Linked DNA regions of Mus musculus: region 2 is linked to region 1. Evidence: chromatin loops called from intact Hi-C (ENCODE). Cell type or tissue: left cerebral cortex. All regions are shown on one strand. Links, peaks and the distances in the headings refer to the core of each region. The heading gives the core; the rest is flanking DNA. Region 1 holds the start of Nabp1 (nucleic acid binding protein 1). Region 2 holds the start of Gm31812 (a long non-coding RNA gene).

What was found. A loop is a pair of places that touch in the nucleus more often than their neighbours do. Peaks named below come from ENCODE experiments on the same cell type or tissue, not always from the same donor. Only the 100,000 strongest peaks of a DNase experiment are listed, where the experiment ranks them.
Region 2: it touches region 1 in a loop (3-fold over the local background); 7 of 42 quality-filtered maps call a loop at or near these places.

What each region holds. Positions count from the first base shown.
Region 1 is chr1:51,475,708-51,481,088 of GRCm38, reverse strand. It overlaps Nabp1 (nucleic acid binding protein 1), which reads left to right and starts at 2,690. Exons shown (of 6, transcript NM_028696.3): 1 at 2,690-3,264; 2 at 3,473-3,611. The coding sequence starts at 3,174. In left cerebral cortex, for the core only: a CTCF peak has its summit at 2,587; DNase peaks (open chromatin) are centred at 451, 2,593 and 3,290; H3K4me3 peaks cover 2,093 bases; H3K27ac peaks cover 1,652 bases.
Region 2 is chr1:52,111,352-52,116,732 of GRCm38, reverse strand. Gm31812 (a long non-coding RNA gene) reads left to right here and starts at 2,843. Exons shown (of 3, transcript XR_373397.4): 1 at 2,843-3,012. In left cerebral cortex, for the core only: a CTCF peak has its summit at 2,769; a DNase peak (open chromatin) is centred at 2,878; H3K4me3 peaks cover 494 bases; H3K27ac peaks cover 556 bases.

The sequences.
Region 1 (5,381 bases), core at 382-5,381:
GTCAGCATGTATGTTTATGTACCACAAATATGTATTGCCTGCCTGTGTATGCTGGGAATCAAACCCAGGGCCTGCTCGGGGAGAGCAGCCAATGTTTTTAACCATGAACCATCTCTCCAGCCTCAGCAAAAGTCTAATATATATATTTATTTATTTTTTTCTGTGAGATGGTTCCCTTTTGTAGCCTTGGCTGGGCTGGAACTCACTGTGTAGACCATTTAGCAATTGATCTGCCTTTGCCTCTAGTGCTGCCTTAAGAGCTTGGACCATCACACCCATAGTTGATTTTATCCTTAATCAACTATAATCTTTGAGAAGTGACTTAGGAGTTGCTGAAACCTATGCTCTCCATTGAACTGTGTGTTCTTGTTGCAGTTTCTCAAGGCTGCCTGTGGGTTTGTGAGAAAGTGGTGCCATTTTTATTGTGGGAGCTCTGTGCTAGGGGAGGAAGTGAGAGGATCAGCTGAGTCTGTCTTGGGTGGAGGGAGGGCCAGGAAGGGCAGGGACAGAGGGACAGCCCTGTGCAGTAGCTTCTGCTTTTTAGAGTGCCTGCTTCTCTCTTCTCTTCTCTTCTCTTCTCTCTCTCTCTCTCTCTCTCTCTCTCTCTCTCCTCCCTCTCTTGGCATGCAAGTGTGTTCTATTGAACATAGTTTTTTTTTTTTCATACCATATATTCTGATTATATCCCAACTCCTCCCAGATCCTCCCTTCCCATCTAAATTCACTTTCTCAGTTAGAAAATAAACAGGAATCTAAAAAATTATAATAAAACAAACAAAACATAAGGAAAAAAAAGCACAAGAATCAGATGGACACTGTGACACTCTTTCAAACACACAGAAATAGTACAAAACCAGAAACCATAATATACAATCAGTAAGGACCAGTCAAAACAGTCCCAACGAGACGTTAGGAGACAAAGAACCTCCCAAAATGTCACTGAGTTGTTTTTGTAGCCCAGGTGAAACTGTTAGAACTAATATTCATTTGTGAGCCGTTAATCAGTTGGAGATGTCTTCTGGTTTGGGGATAGGGTGCATGAGTCTGTCTACCTCTCCTCTCAGTGTTGGTCAGCCCCGAGAACCCACCTAGGGCACACCCCTACAGGGCCTGGTCTCTTAGTGTTTGGGACCTCTTTAAGGAATGTGTATATAAATAATTCTGAGCATCCCTCTTAGTCCTTTTTATGAGGGCAAATGGTTGAGAATTCAGGGAGTGGCTAGGTCCCCCACCCCACCCCACCCCACCCAGATCCCTGGCCACAACTTTGCTCTATTATATTGTTTGTTTTTCAAGGCAAGGTTTCTGTGTAGCTCAGGCTGACCTTGAACTCACAGATTGCCTGAGATTCCTGAATGGTGGGATTAAAGGTGTGCTTCACCTCTAGGCTGCTCAATGTTCTTAACATGGCTTGTTATTTATTCTTAAACTTTTCTCTATGCTGTTTCTCGGTATTATCCTTAAAAAGAAAAAGAAGTGTGTTTTTGATATATACATTTTCTATTTTCCACAGTATTTGCTTATATGATTCTCTAACATGCTAGAATATACTCTGCTGTTCCCATTTCTTCAATCTGTTTTGGAGGGTTACAATCATACTACTTAAACATAAAATACTTCTGGTTGAAGCCTCCTAGGGTCAAGATTGCCTAAATTGAAATCCAGTTTGGTTATTCTCTAGTGAGTTTTATTACTTGTAAACGGGGGTTAAAATTATCACTCACCATGAGATTAAATAACAGGTAATTATTTTCAATAGAAAATTGATGAAAAGAAATACTGATCACAGATCTATTTGCGACTGTACTTGGGCAATTTATTTATGACCCCATTTTATCCTCTATGAGGCAAGGATCCTAGTTTTATTGTTCAGATTGTTAAATTCTGGCTAGGAAGCTTAACCAACTAATTTCAAGGTCACACAATTAGCCTCCAGCTTGTTTGGTGGCAAAGCACAACCCTCCCTTTCAGGTTTTGTTTTAAGGTTCCCCTTCACCAGTGTATGGTTAACTCATCTTAGTTATATAAAAGCCAAGTGCAATTTAAAGAAAAGGGTTAAGGAAAAAATGAAATATCTGTGGAACTTAACTATGTATGGCTATTATCAGCATGAAAAGAGGTTTATTTACAAGTTACTTTTAAAAAGACCACCTCGTGTTTCTGGATCCCAATTTAAACACCTCTAAAGTACGAAGGTTGATCGCCAAGTTGCCTGCGACTGGGAACCACTCTCTTGGAAGCCTCGGACACCTTTAGTTCGCCCTTTTTTCTCTCTCCTTGATCCTGCTCGATCACTCTCTCCGTTCCTTCTCAACTGCATACTTGCTCTAACCACGGGGTTCGGAACATCTGAGTTCCACGTGATCGCGGGACTGAAGGGCAAAGGTGGCCTTACTGAAGGATCCTGAGGAATTAGAAGAAGCCAGGTCTCCCTCGGAGCACCAAAAGACCCAGCCCTACAGAAACCCGGAAGACGTGGAGCGACCAGCGGGAGGAGGGTGTGGCCGAGAGACCATTGGTCGGCCGGGAGGCGGTGCTTGTGCTGACAGTAGGGGAGGATCCAGGGAAGCTGCGAGCTCAGTGGCGCTGTGTTCCGCCCCAGAGGCGTGCTAGTGGGCGTGGTGACGTCGCGTGACGCCACAAGGGGCGGGGCGCGGCTTAATAAAGCCGGCCTGAGGGAGCGTTCGCCAGTTGCTGCTTGGGACGCGGGCTGCGCGGTTGGTGAACAGCCTTGCCGTTTTGCTGTCACGTACCTTCCCTGAGCCTGGGACGGAGGGGGCGCGCGCGTGTGCGTGTGTTGTGTGAGGGACAGCGGGACTCGGGCAGGGCCGTCTCCTGATCCCTTTTCCCTTAGCGGAGGCGGCAGTGCGCACGCTGGTTTGCTCGCCGCCCACTTGGGAGCGGGCTCAGGGTGCGGAGTGCGTCTTCGGTTTTGTTTTTTGGTTTTTTGTTTTTTTTGAACTTGTGAGAGTCTTTTTCCCCTCCCTTTTCCATTTTTATTTTCTTTTGGCTCCGTGCCTCTAGGGCTGGTTTACCCGGCCCCTGAATTACCGCTTCCTGACCCCGGTCGCCAATCTTGCCCCAGGTTGCTCCCCGGCTCTGCCCCTGCCCCTCCCCGAGGGTGGGAAGCCTTGCCTAGTGGGTCTCTGAAGCGTAGCCGCACCTGCCTCAGTATGCACGGGGTCAACGACCCTCCACTTTTTATAAAAGACATTAAGGCCGGACTGAAAAACTTAAATGTCGTCTTTATTGTCCTGGAGATAGGTAAGTGAGGTCCGCAGCCCGCCCCACACCCTCGAGAGCTCGGACCTCTTCCCCGCCCGCGACCCCACGTGCTCCTGGCCCAGAATCCTACCCGGGGACAGAAGTCAGTCACGTAGCGAGCCAGAGGAGGGTGAAAGAGCTCCCTCGAATGAACTCCTTATCTAACACACCTTTCCTTCTCCCCTTTTTGATTTTTAAATCTTCACAGGACGAGTGACCAAAACCAAAGACGGCCATGAAGTGAGATCCTGCAAAGTAGCTGATAGAACGGGAAGCATCACTATTTCTGTGTGGGATGAGATCGGAGGGCTCATACAGACAGGGGATATTATTCGGTTGACCAGAGGGTAGGTGTGCATAAATTGGGGTAGGTGTGGGTTTGGCCGACTTCGGGGTTCTGAAGTTGTTTGGCTCTTCCATGGGCCACTTCAAGAAGGGAGCTGTTTTAGTGGACCTCACTGGGAGCAGCTCACCTTCACAGCTAATTTGTTTTAGGTAGGGATTTAACTCCCCTCCAATTTTAAAGGTTAATTTTATTTTTGAGAATACCGTGTGGAAGTCAGTGAGCATTTATCAGTGAGGCTGATAAAAGATCACATTACCCTTTCCACCCTTTCTTGGAGACTGGGTTTTTCTGTGTAGCCCTGGTTGTCCTGGAACAATTCTATAGACTAGTCTGTCCTCGAACTCACAGAGATATACCTGGAAATCAGTTCTGTGTGCCACACCAGTTGGACACATTTCCTTTTTAATCAGTTCGTGTATGAAGTATAATGTCTTCCACCCCTTTCCTTTTTTGGTACCTTTTTTTGTACTCAATACTCATCGTTGTGATATGGACATGAATGAATATCTGGAATACTCATTCTTGAAAATGATTTCATCTGTAAGATCAGAGTTTCACAAAACCCAAAATAATACACAGTGGCAGAAGTTAATCTTTGATTCATTCAGAGTATTTAGTTGGTTATGGAGTTGGAATACTTTTTTTCATAGACTTGAAAATCTTACCAAATGTTGGCCTTAAGAAAAGTTCAGGAAAGAATCTTAAAAGTAGAATATGGAAGCTTCTGTGATTGGGAGAATTGTAATAATTTTATTGGTAGCCATCAGAAAAATAGTTGACAATTGCTGCTGAGCTAAGAGAATGGTAGAAGTATTGAGTCTTTGGGCAGGAGTTCTTTGATCCTATCTCACAGGCCTTACAACATTTTCAGGAAGTGAGGTAAGGTATCATCAAAGCAGGAAGTGAGAGTCAGAATTTAGGCATCTTATTCTCAGACATTGAGTCATTGTGACACTAAATTACATCTTTTTAACGTCCATGTCTTTTCCCCCCCAAAAATCACTTCTTTTGGAGGTTATGGGGAGAACTACAATACTAATACTAATCATAATATATGTTTTAATGAAGTTACCCACCTTGGTAGTTGTACAAAGAAACATTGAAAAAGCCAGACTTTGGTCTGATTCTGCTAATCTAGATTTAATGATGTCATTCACATTTAAAATTGCTCACACTAAACAATTGGTTTCATTCTGTTGATATTAAAAGTTGCAAAATTTGGGGAAACCAGCAGGGCAAGAAGATTAGTGGTCTATCTTTTTTATAGCTGCTTTAGAAAGTGCCAAACTTTGAGGAGCTTGAGAACTGCTGTCTGCAGAAGTAGACATAGTACTGTTATATCATCCTTGGCCATGTCAGTAACACAGACAATGCTGGTGTGTTGGCTTTATGTACCTTGTGGCTGAAAGGCAATACAAATACTGAATTTTTACTATTAGAAGCTCCTCCTTAGAATACACTTTGAATTCTATTTCTTTGAGTGTGTCTTTTGTCCCCTTCCTAGGCTCCTCTCCTCCTTAACCAAGCTTCACACAGGTGTTAATACCCATGCCAGTCTTCAGAGAGTAGAAAACATGTACGTTCTTCTAACTGTAATGGAGAGAATTTTACAGATGTTTTTTTTTTTCTTTAAAGTTTTTAAAGTTTATTTTATATATGTGAGCACACTGTAGCTGTCTTCAGACATACCAGATGATGGCATCGAATCCCAATTCAGATGGTCGTGAGCCACCATGTGGTGCTGGGAATTGAACTCAGGACCTCTGAAAGA
Region 2 (5,381 bases), core at 95-5,094, 640 kb before region 1:
AAACTTACCACATTCTCTGGCATCTGTTTGCTCTTGTTTGCTTCTTCCCTGTGCCAAGAAATGGTGCAGCTGCTCCCACAACCTGATCCAGGAAAGAGAAGCTCATGGAACCCTCTAGAGCCTGCCACCTGGAGAACGGTCCAGTGTTGGCTTCCACTGTGTCTCTGTGAGGTCCCCTCCACTCCCCTGAAATGGCTACTTGACAAATGACAAAACAATCATTCTAAATAACCTTAAAAGATTGGGATGCTGCTAGGCTTCTTACCCGGGCTGTAAATTTAAAACTGCAAATACAAAGACTCGCATTGGATTTGAAAAAGAAGGTCAAGACATGACAAGAGTCCCTATAGTTACTAGAAATCAACCAGAAACATCAGGTAAAAAGAAAGTTATGATTTACTGTGCCTGAAGTGGTATGGACACAAAAGAAAGTCGTGGTGATGAGAACCTAGGAACCACGTTGTATAAGGAGTAACGGAGGCACTGGAATGACTCCAACACATGATGTTACAGGGGAAGACTCAGAACCATTCTAAATCTCTCATTTAGTGAACATTTATTTTTTTCTTGTGGGGGGGGGGGAAGCCCAAGATCATTGCTATTACTTATTCACCACTTCTTGTATTCCACGCTTACTCACTTATATTGATTATATCTATCTGATTGTGCAAAGCATTTATAGTAACACATATTCACAGTAACTAGGAATATATATATATATATATATACATATATATATATATATATATATATATATATATATATTAATGCAGCCAGGCAAGGCAAATGTCTAGATACTATCATTTACACAGTCCTACCAAGGACTGTGCAGGAAGGATCTTCTGGTCCACACTTTCAGCAGTGGCCATGGTCTTGTCTTCTCTGTCATCTACACCTCTCTGGAATGTGACTGTGTACTTCCTTAGCAGATGGAGAGAACCCTTCCTTTAACCTTTGAATCCAGGGCTGACTGGTGACTTGTTTTGAACAATATCAGGCATCGTGTCATTACAGATCTAGCATTACAGAGTCTCAGAGTCCTGCCACGTCTGGAGCAGTCGGGCTAGCCTTTTGAGGAGTAGAGGATGACTATGTGGGTCAATGGTGTTGGGTCCATACTGTTCTCCAGGCTTAGGCCTTAGATTTGTGAGAAAACTCAGGCAAGATCTGACAGGCGTGACTCAGTGGAGCACAATTCTGCTCCCCACCATTGCTAGTCTCACTAGCAATATTAAATATTAAATGGCTGCCTTGCCACAGTGGGTTGGAGGGTGAGGTGCATGTGTTGTACACGTGCTATAAACCAGATCACTGAGACAGATCTTACAGCGGTGGTGCTGGGGGTAGGGAGTGGAGGGTGGGCGGCAGAACATCCAAGAACTGAATTCTAAAATGAAAACTCCCAAGTGGAACAGCCCTAGTCCCCTCCCCACAGCCTCCCCACAGCCTCCCCACAGCCTCCTGAAGCATCTCTTTAAGGAACACCTTATACTGTGTGTGTAAGACACCCTCATCCACAGAACTTGTTAGATCTGGGATCTTTCTTCTTCCACCCTGTGGCAGCTAAATAGCCAACAAATAAACTTATGGTAAAATGTTTACAGACTTCCCCTTGCTTCTCATCTGGCATGTTCTAATTTAGCTATACCTTCTTGTTAGTAATATTGCTATAATCAAAATGTCTATCTACTGGAATTTCTAAGAATGCCTGCCACTGCCTTCTCACCCTCCCTGGCCAGTTGTAAGTCTTGAAACTGGCACCATACAGCCCCAGAATGTCACTTCATTGGATATACACCCTTTTTGTTTACCTGGAATATGGTTGAACGCATTGGAAATACACAGTTTTTTTTAATTCTTTGGTTTTCGATTTTGTATAATACCTTACCTTGGTGTTGGTTTTCTTCTCAGCTCATAGCAATTCTATAGGAGCCCTGTATCTTGCAGCTTGTGAAAACACAAGGTACATGTTATATTTCAAACTTGCTGTGTGCACACAATATTTTTCTTCCCAATACACTCTTTGGAGAATGGCCATGTACTGCCAAACTACAGTCTTTCCATTAACTACAAGTGGTACAACGTGCAAAATTCTACTAAAGATTATAATATTGAGGATGGAGAGATAGCTTAGTGGTTAAGAACATAGTGTGCTTTTAGGGAGGGCTGGAGTTGAGTACCCAGAACCCACATCAGGCAACTCATACAACCATCTGTAACCCCAGCTTCAGTTCCAGATGATCCTACACCTTCTGGCCTTTGAGGATACTTGGCACACATAAATTCATGCTGGACTGCACATATTCACATAAAAATAATCAATATATTTTTAAAGGTTATAGTGTAGAAGATCCAGTCAGACTGTTAAAACTTTTACAATGCTCTTGGATTTATAGGAAATTTATCATAAGAAAATGATCCAGTATGGATAAAAGATTTGTGCTGCAGGGCACTGTTACCAAAACTCCATTTGTATCACTGAAAAGTCTTCTAGCTGACTAAAGCACAATTCATATGACAGAATACCAAAGTTATGCTGACAAAGACACTGGAAAATATCCAATTAACAGCTAAGAATAAAAGGCAGTCTGTATTGTAAAAATTCTGCAAACGTAAAAAAAAATACACCCACTGAAAATATCCTAAAATGTTACTGTTAAAGTCTTGGATCGCATGCACACCCTTTTTTTAATGTCCTTGAATCTTTCAGAAACAGCCAGGCTTTGCTTTAGGACCCCGCGGGCTGCAAGGGCTGCGCTCGCCACTAGGGACGCTGCGGCCGGGCGCTCAGCAAGCTGCGGCGGGAGGGAGGCGGCTGCTGGGAAGAGCCGCACCACGTGCTTTCTGGGAACTCAGCCGGCACCGAGAAGCTGCTGCTTTGAGAGGAAATCGAAAAGCGAAAGCAATGCCGGCAGGCAGTGCGCAGGCGCGGGCCCGGGGGTTTCCCACAGCCTGTCCGCCCCGCCCCCCATCTCTGCGCCGCGGACTGCGCAGACTCAGGACGATGGAAAGGTCGGTCCTGCGTGGGGAAAGCTGAGGTTGAGTGCTTGTCTAGTGACTTGAAGGAAGCGAAGGGTCCTCGTTCTCCATTCCCATTTTTCTCGTGGCCCTTCCTTCCACGCTTGCACAGTGGCAGCCTCACATCCTGAGCCGGGACCCACAGCCAGGGATGGGGGTGTGGGCAGCTTTTTTGCTCAAGGCCTAAATGGGCCTTAATCAACCATTTCTTGATGTTTTCATTCTCTCAGCCATCCAGGGTGATCACCAAAGCAGTATGGGAGAACAACAAAGGGAGGAGGATAGCTTAGTCACTGGAAAATTATTCTGACTTTGGCTGACAAAAACCAGTTTGGCCCCTTGCTTGCCATATATATGACTTAACTGAATTGGGGAGGCAGAGGGGTTGAGATTCTGTAGCTTTCCTTTACTAAGAACCTACTTAGGTGAACTCGATGCCAGTCTTGGTAGTATGCTAAAGGACCTGCCTAGCTGGTCCTCCCCTCCCTCCCCCAACACACATACACACTGGACTTCCACACGGGTATGTATAAACATACAGTTTATACATAAATCCCACAAGGCAAAAGGACATTTCTTTCCCACATTAAAAAACTGGAGCAGCTGTATAGTATGCAGAGCCCAGGGCAAAATGAAAATGTGGCACTAAGCAAAACCTACTAAGGATTATTTTTTAAAATTATTTATTATTTATTTACTTATTATATATGAGTACACTGTAGCTGTCTTCAGACACACCAGAAGAGGGCATCGGATCCCATCCCAGATGGTTGTGAGCCACCATGTGGTTGCTGGGATTTGAACTCAGGACCTCTGGAAGAGCAGTCAGTGCCCTTAACCACTGAGCCATCTCTCCAGCCCCCAACTAAGAATTTTGAAGCAACAGTCATTCAGGGAACTCAAAAACAAAGTCCCTAAATGGCCTGCCCTGTAGAAGCCATTCCATGCAGAGGAATTGCAGGGGTGGCAAGTTCTTTTCAAAAGAGTCCTTGTTATATTTTCATTTGAGCAAAAACAGATATAATGAAGAAACAAACTTTATACCACCACTCTTACATTTTAAAATTCTCTTGGCTTTCTCCAACATTGACAATAGAATGCAGAGCCTTTAGCTTTCTCCCAAAGTGGGTCCTACATGATTTGGGTTTCTCTGCCACTGGCTTCCTTTGGTTCCTGAAATATCCCCAAGTTTTTAGCAGGCAGAGTTCATGGACTGGCCCCCTGCCATGTTTTAGGTCTTAGCTGAGTCACTTCCTAGAAGAGGCCTTCGCTGCTGACTTCTTCCAATGGCTGTTTTATAACCCTCATAACACTTTTTAAATCTGCCCCCTCTATATTCATTTTTCCTCACCAGAACATGGTAATTTCAGGACACCATCTCTCCTGTAAATGACACTGTATGCTCACCATGAGAGAATTAAGCAAATGGACACAGAAATCTTTGTAACTCAGATGGGAAGGGCAATACTTTATACAGAGCAGTTCTCAGAACTAATTCTAATGAATTACTATCATTAACACTGGGGGTAGAAATCACAGGTTAATTCAGCCATGCAGAGCTTACCACAGGCCCTTAGGCCCACTGATCCTGTGCATATGTATTCTGAAAAACTTCCCAACAGAGAGTGAGGCGGTGGCCATTTCTTTATATCCCGCCCCCACACTCAATTCTTGCTTACCCCGTGTAGATGGTTTCTATATTTCTTCACATATGTAGCACAAGAGATGTTTAAGGCAATGACTGTCAGTCCTGACAGAAGAGAATGTTGTGTGGGCCTTGCATGAGTAGCAGCGCACATGAGTTTAATGAAGGCAGTTAGGGAATGCTTCAGGACACTGGGTTCATCTTCAAGTGGGCAGACATGGGAACTGTTAGGTATTCCTGGGAGATACCTAAATCAAAGGGAAGCTGAGGAGAGTTGATGCCTATGACTGTAGATCATTTATCAGAGCTCAGAATTTCAGCAAAAAAGTAAAATTGAGAGGAAGTTCTCTCTGTGCTGTGTCAAAAACAGGTTTGCTGTTTGGATAGGATGGTAAAAAGGAGACTATTTTATGAATTTGGAGTTTGTCCATTTTTATAAAGAGACCAACCAAGCAACAAAGAGAAGAAAGGAACCATTGTTTTTCTTGTATCCAAACACTGACTAGCTGCTCATTAAGCTTAGATTGTGCAGGACTCTAGGGATAGTATTGCTGACTGGACTCTCTCACTGTGCATGCAGAGAAGACAGCCAAGGAGCTCAATGACAAGGAGGGACCACGATGCTGGGGACTTAGAGGGAGCTACAGCCTGAACCCTTTCTTGTGCTGACACATAGGAACATTTGGCAGGAAGGCTGTTCAGAGCCTGAAGCCTGTGT